Regions from separate parts of the Homo sapiens genome. Here region 2 is linked to region 1. Evidence: chromatin loops called from intact Hi-C (ENCODE). Cell type or tissue: MCF 10A. All regions are shown on one strand. Each heading gives the region's core, and the rest is flanking DNA. Links, peaks and the distances in the headings are about the cores only.

Evidence for each region. A loop is a pair of places that touch in the nucleus more often than their neighbours do. Peaks named below come from ENCODE experiments on the same cell type or tissue, not always from the same donor. Only the 100,000 strongest peaks of a DNase experiment are listed, where the experiment ranks them.
Region 2: it touches region 1 in a loop (2.7-fold over the local background); 1 of 110 quality-filtered maps calls a loop at or near these places.

The regions. Positions count from the first base shown.
Region 1 is chr1:236,904,251-236,907,178 of GRCh38, forward strand. No RefSeq gene overlaps it. Among named protein-coding and RNA genes, the nearest start is that of MT1HL1, 99 kb to the right of the region's middle. In MCF 10A, for the core only: no CTCF peak of the experiment used is centred there; a DNase peak (open chromatin) is centred at 1,051.
Region 2 is chr1:237,560,674-237,563,601 of GRCh38, forward strand. The region is part of intron 27 of RYR2 (ryanodine receptor 2); the gene reads left to right. Among named protein-coding and RNA genes, the nearest start is that of MIR4428, 91 kb to the left of the region's middle. In MCF 10A, for the core only: a CTCF peak has its summit at 1,744 (motif pointing left); a DNase peak (open chromatin) is centred at 1,768.

The sequences.
Region 1 (2,928 bases), core at 110-2,609:
ATTGAGGTGACAGCTTGGTCCCCAGCAGAGCCAGGACTGCTTCCTGGTCTGCAGGAGCCCATTTCTCTCCACTGGGCCTTCAAATTAAATCTTGAGGCTGGGTGCCGTGGCTCATGCCTGTAATCCCAGCACTTTGGGAGGCCAAGGTGGGCGGATCACCTGAGGTCGGGAGTTTGAGACCAGCCTGACCAACATGGAGAAACCCCGTCTCTACTAAAAATACAAAATTAGCAGGGCGTGGCAGTGCATGCCTGTAATCCCAGCTACTCAGGCTGAGGCAGGAGAATCGCTTGAACCCGGGAGGTGGAGGTTGTGGTGAGCCGAAATCGTGCCATTGCACTCGAACCTGGGCAATGAGCGAAACTCTGTCTCAAATAAATAAATAAATAAGTCTTGAATAAAGTTAGGGATCAAATATCAATCAGTGGACGTATTACCGCCCCCCCCCCAACCAAAATAAATTGGTGAGTTACAAGGAAGTGGACACATCCATGAATGTTTTTTAGTCCTGTTTGGCATAGAAATGAGTTTGTTCTCTTTTGCAGTTAGAAACATTGTCAATCAGCTGAAAATAATTCAGAAACCTAGTTATGCTTTACACTCCAATTGTGCATTATTACCCAACAGATCAGATAAAAATCAAGAGAAAGACCCTGTGAAATTTCTCCATTTGTTAAAATTAACCATCAACTGGGAAAAATAGAAAAAAACAAACCTTTTCCTAAAAGAGACAGGGAGGCATGGTACCCATTCTATTTGCTAAGGCACTCAAGGAGGAAAGATCATCATATGCAGTAGATAATGTCAGAACCAAAAATCTAGCAATTCTGCCAGGCACATAGTAGGAACTTAAATATTTGTTGAACAGACGCCAAGATGCCAGCTAGTGCCCTCCAGAGATTTTCCAGGCAAGTTCAGAGATGTGCTGCCACTGTCCAATGCAAGGGAACAGACAACTGCACAGAAGCAAATCTGGTCCATCCATCAGCGGCCTTTCAAAACCTACAATCCAGTGATCGCTGATACTCATAATGATGACTCATAAGTGTTGCAATATTCCTGCAGTACCTTCTGAATCATCAAAGACTCATCAAAATTCAGTGTCACTTCAGTACTAAGTACACTTTACCATGTGAATCACTGTATTTGAAGGTTGACCACCCAAGTTTGATAAATGTGACCCCTGTCCTTTAACTGGAATATAGATTAAGCAACATTTTTCCTTCTCCCAACTATGCCAGATAGCAGAGCATCTGCTGCTGCTATAACCCTGTGTCGAAAGAGCCAAGCCTGACTTTATTTAAGCTATAGAGAGGGGTGCTGAAGTGAAGAAGATGGTTTATCATGGTGAATGGAAAAGATGCTACAGAACAAGAGAGTGTGTCCTGACAAGGAGGTCAGCTCAAACCCTGGAAGCTGAAGGGGCTGGTGTGAGGCAGAGTTGAGTCATTTAATACCATTGGCATTGAAGGGGAAGGAAGGCGCTAATTTTGGATGGTTTGTATCAGATTAGCAGGAGCATCTGACTTAAGAAAACAGAGTAATTATTGGGTTTTGTCAAGTGAAAAGTGCGGTTTGGCTTTGGATGCCACCTTTGAAATTTTACTTGAAAAGTGAGGAGGGTTGAAGAGAACGGGAAAGTTGAGAACTCTGGAAGGTGGGAAGAGAGAATTTTCTAAAGGTTTTGTAATATAAGTAGCAAACATTTGTGGATATATATTTGGAGATGAGAGAGAGGAAACAGTAATGAGGACATGACTGCCCCCAAAATGGGGAGAGATGGAAAGGACTTTACCCAACCATTTTCCTACCAACATTAAAGGGATAAAACATGCCTTCTGTAGGGAAATGGATGTCCCATTCCATCCAGAGGGATGGGTGTGCTTTTTTTTCTTTCTTTTTTTCTTTTTTTTTTTTTTTTTTTGAGATGGAGTCTTGCTCTGTCGCCCAGGCTAGGGTGCAGTGGTGCAATCTTGGCTCACTGCAACCTTGGCCTCCTGGGTTCAAGCAATTCTCCTGCCTCAGCCTCCTGAGTAGCTGAGGTTACAGGCACCCACCACCACGCTGGCTAATTTTTGTGTTTTTAGTAGAGACAGGGTTTCACCATGTTGATCAGGCTGGTCTCAAACTCCTGACCTCAAGTGATCCATCCACCTCGGCCTCCAAAATTGTGGGATTACAGGTGTGAGCCACTGTGCCCGGCCAAAGTCTGTTATTTTGTAGAGTTGATTGGTATTTGGTTATCAAGGCTGTGCTAAGATTTGCAGCGATAGAGGAATAAACATTTATGTCTGCCTTTTAAGCTTCTCTTCCAATGAGCTCAAATAGTGGTTATGATATTAGAGAGAGGAAATGCTGGCTGGACAAATTTCCTCTACTTTTGCTTTAGCTAAGATCCCCAAGAGGTGAAATATTTGCTGTAATATGGCATTTGTGCATTCATTCATATTATCTGTTCATTCATCAAATATGTATTGGGCTAGATCCTGTGCCAGGGCTGGACATACAATGCTAAGAAAGTAAAATTCCCCGCCCTCATGGAGAATAACATTCTTCACAGAGTTTGTGGGGAACAGACTCCCTCCAGTACCTTGTGTTTCTCAAGTCTTAAACTCATCCTCTGCTCTGGATTTAAAAGCAAAAGTGGCATCTCCGGGTCTCTCATGTAATATTTGGAGGAACATTACACTTCCCATGTATATTTCATGCCTCTTTCCCAAGATTTTACTGCTGCTTCTAAGGCAGCTAACAGTAGGTAGGAAACTTTGACCTCTCTTTCACTTTGCCCCTTTAGGACCTCCAGTTTTAGACTTCATCAAGCAAGCCTGGTTTCATTTCTTCTTGCTTAGCCTGATGAACCAGTGTGCTGTACACCACTGTTGGAAACACTGGTACAAAGTTCTGGTACAGAACTCTTTCTGAATATTA
Region 2 (2,928 bases), core at 257-2,756, 660 kb after region 1:
TTCCAGAGCTATGAAAAATTTCATTTGCATAGTTTTTTGCCAGTGTTCTCATTAATTCTGTGGAGAAGAGGATTTTTGGAGATTCTTTCTCTACCATTTCTACTGATGTCACTCAGCAATAAAGATTAAAAATTGCTGTTTTGTGGGATGGAACAGAGAGCAGACTGCAAACAGATAAAAACATTGTGGAGAAACATTGATGGTCCCGTTGAGGTTAGAGACTCTGAGTTAGTGGTGCCAATCTGTTCGGTGCATGTGTTTTCTGGCGAACTCAGCAGAGCAGGTATAGATGTTGAGAGTGAAGGTAGTGAAATTGGACAGTAATTGGGGTTAAGAGAGCAAGTAGGGGAAAAGCTAATAAGGGCAAGAAAGTATGGAAAGTTATATAGGGAAGGGAAGAATGAAGGAATCTAATGAGTTTGAAGAGTGAGTGTATAAGAAAATGAGAAAACAGGGAGAAAAAATGGTGATCACACAATCTCTGTATTTTAAGAATTTAGAGATAGAGCCACTGACAGTTGTTTGACAAGGTTTGATTTTACCGAAGTTATGTGAACAGTGAGCAATGAGAATAGAGTGGCATATTCTACAGTAGAAGCTGAGATTATGTTTAGTGTTTACTATGTGCCAGGATATAACAGCATGCTTCATAGTAGGGATGCAAGTGATCTGTATGGAAAAGACATAAGAAGAAAGATTAATTTTCCAATGGGAGGAATCAGTAAAGGGAGAAATATCTTCAGAGTTAGATGTTGAAAGGATCAGGAATCAGTAAAGGGAGAAAATGTCTTCAGAATTAGATGTTGAAAGGATCAAAATTTCAACAAGTAGAGATTAGTGTCAGAAAGGCCATCGCTACTAGAAAGAAAGTACATCTGATGTGATTAAGTGTAGAAAGAGTTGAGGAAGGGTAGATGGTCCACTTAGGATAAAATATAGGGTACAGATGGGCAGAGAGAACAGACATAGATGAAGGTAGAAAGATTAGGGCAAAATATGGAATATCTTGCAAACTCAGCTAAGAAATGTGGATAAATTTGTATAAGGAGTACCAGCCCCAGGAAGTTTTAAAGCAAGAGCTTGATGTGTGATCACAGTTTACAATAGCAATATAACTACGGCAACAGTGGGAAGGGACAGATTGGAGGGGGCAGTGCTTGGAGGTAGACCAGTTGGGAGGCTTTAGAAAAATTGTTTTTTTGAACAAGGATGGTGGGAATAAAAATTAAAAGATAGATGTTGAGAGATTTTATAGCATAAAGCAAAATCAGTCTGATTATCACTAAGAGGAGATTCAAAACATTCATTTATAATAGTCTATACTGCTGTTGCTGACATTTAAAAAAAAGTCAAGGGCATAAAAAGTTTAATAAAATTGAATCAAGCCTTATGTAATTAATCAGAATTATAATTTATTTTCTCTTAGGAGAATGCTTACATATTCCAGATAAAACATGAACTCTGTATTTGAGTTGTAGTATCTTTGGAGTACTGTTGTCAATAATATTTTAAAGCATTTGAAAATGGAATTTATTCTTATTTACTACAAGGTTTAATCAAGATTTGAATTGTTTTATCCAAAATAATACCAGAAGGTTGAAAGGATGGCTGATTAATACCAATAATTTTAAAAAGTATTATCATTAGACCTAAAAGATTCTAGATATGTATAAAATTTTAGCTTTTCCTTATAGCTTCTTGTAACTTAAGATTTTAATGTATAGTTAGATCTTGACTGCCCTCTAGTGGCATATATTTTCTTAGCTATATTGTTTGGAGAGCAGAGTGTATGGTTACTTTAGGCCTTTTTAGGCCCTAGTTAGGTGATTGGTGGTGTGTCATGCCTGGGAGGTACGGGGAGCACAGTCTTTGCTCAGTCCTTGGCCTTAATCTTGAGGTAGTTCATTAATAATATAATTCCTGAATTGTTTCTGCTTTGAATACCAACAGACTTGATAATGTATGACAGGAATATGTCTCCCAACTATTCATTTTTAAATGTCCATTATTATTATATTCATTATAACAGTATAAAAATCACTTATATAACATACTTACATGAGTTATAATTGCCTATCAAACACATAAATATATCGTGTTTAAAATCGAGCAAAGCATAAGGATGTTCGGGGGAGAGTTCTGTGCCTTTGACAGGATGCTACCCATTAGCTATTTGTCTGGGCTGCTATATCCGGAGCCCGGAAGAGTCTTCGTTTCTAGATACAGTTTGGCAGGTATATATGGAGCACTTACTTTGTGGCTCAGGTGCTTGATACTACAAGGTATGCAAAATAAGTTTGTTACGGATTGCTTGGATCTTTTTAAAAAACTCCTACAAACCCAGATTTCACTTTGTATTAGTATTTTAGCAAGAGGTATAATGTTGAACTGTTGCTTCTTTAAAACGTAGTTGCAAACTACCCTAAACTAACTTAATAAATATATACTATGGGGCAGGGCACAGTGGCTCACACCTGTAATCCCAGCACTTTGGGAGGCTGAGGCTGGTGGATCACCTGAGGCTCGAAGTTCGAGACCAGCGTGACAATGGTGAAACCCCGTCTCTACTGAAAATACAAAAAAATTAGCTGGGCTTGGATGGTGGCACATGCCTGTAACCCCAGCTACTCAGGAAGCCGAGGCAGGGGAATTGCTTGAACCCAGGAGGCGGAAGTTGCAATGAGCTGAGATGGTGCCATCGCACTCCAGCCTGGGCAACAAGAGCAAAACTCCATCTCAAAAAAAAAAAAACACAAACAAATAGGAAAATCCACAGAGATTAAAAAAGAAAAAGAAGAGTCCTTTTTTTTTTGTGAAGTCCCTTGCATGATAGTATCTGTGAACCACATGTTTGTTTCAAATTCAGGTTAAGTATCATCAATGAGCATAAGAATAGCATAGCATTAGGGCCAGGAAGAAGAATATTAG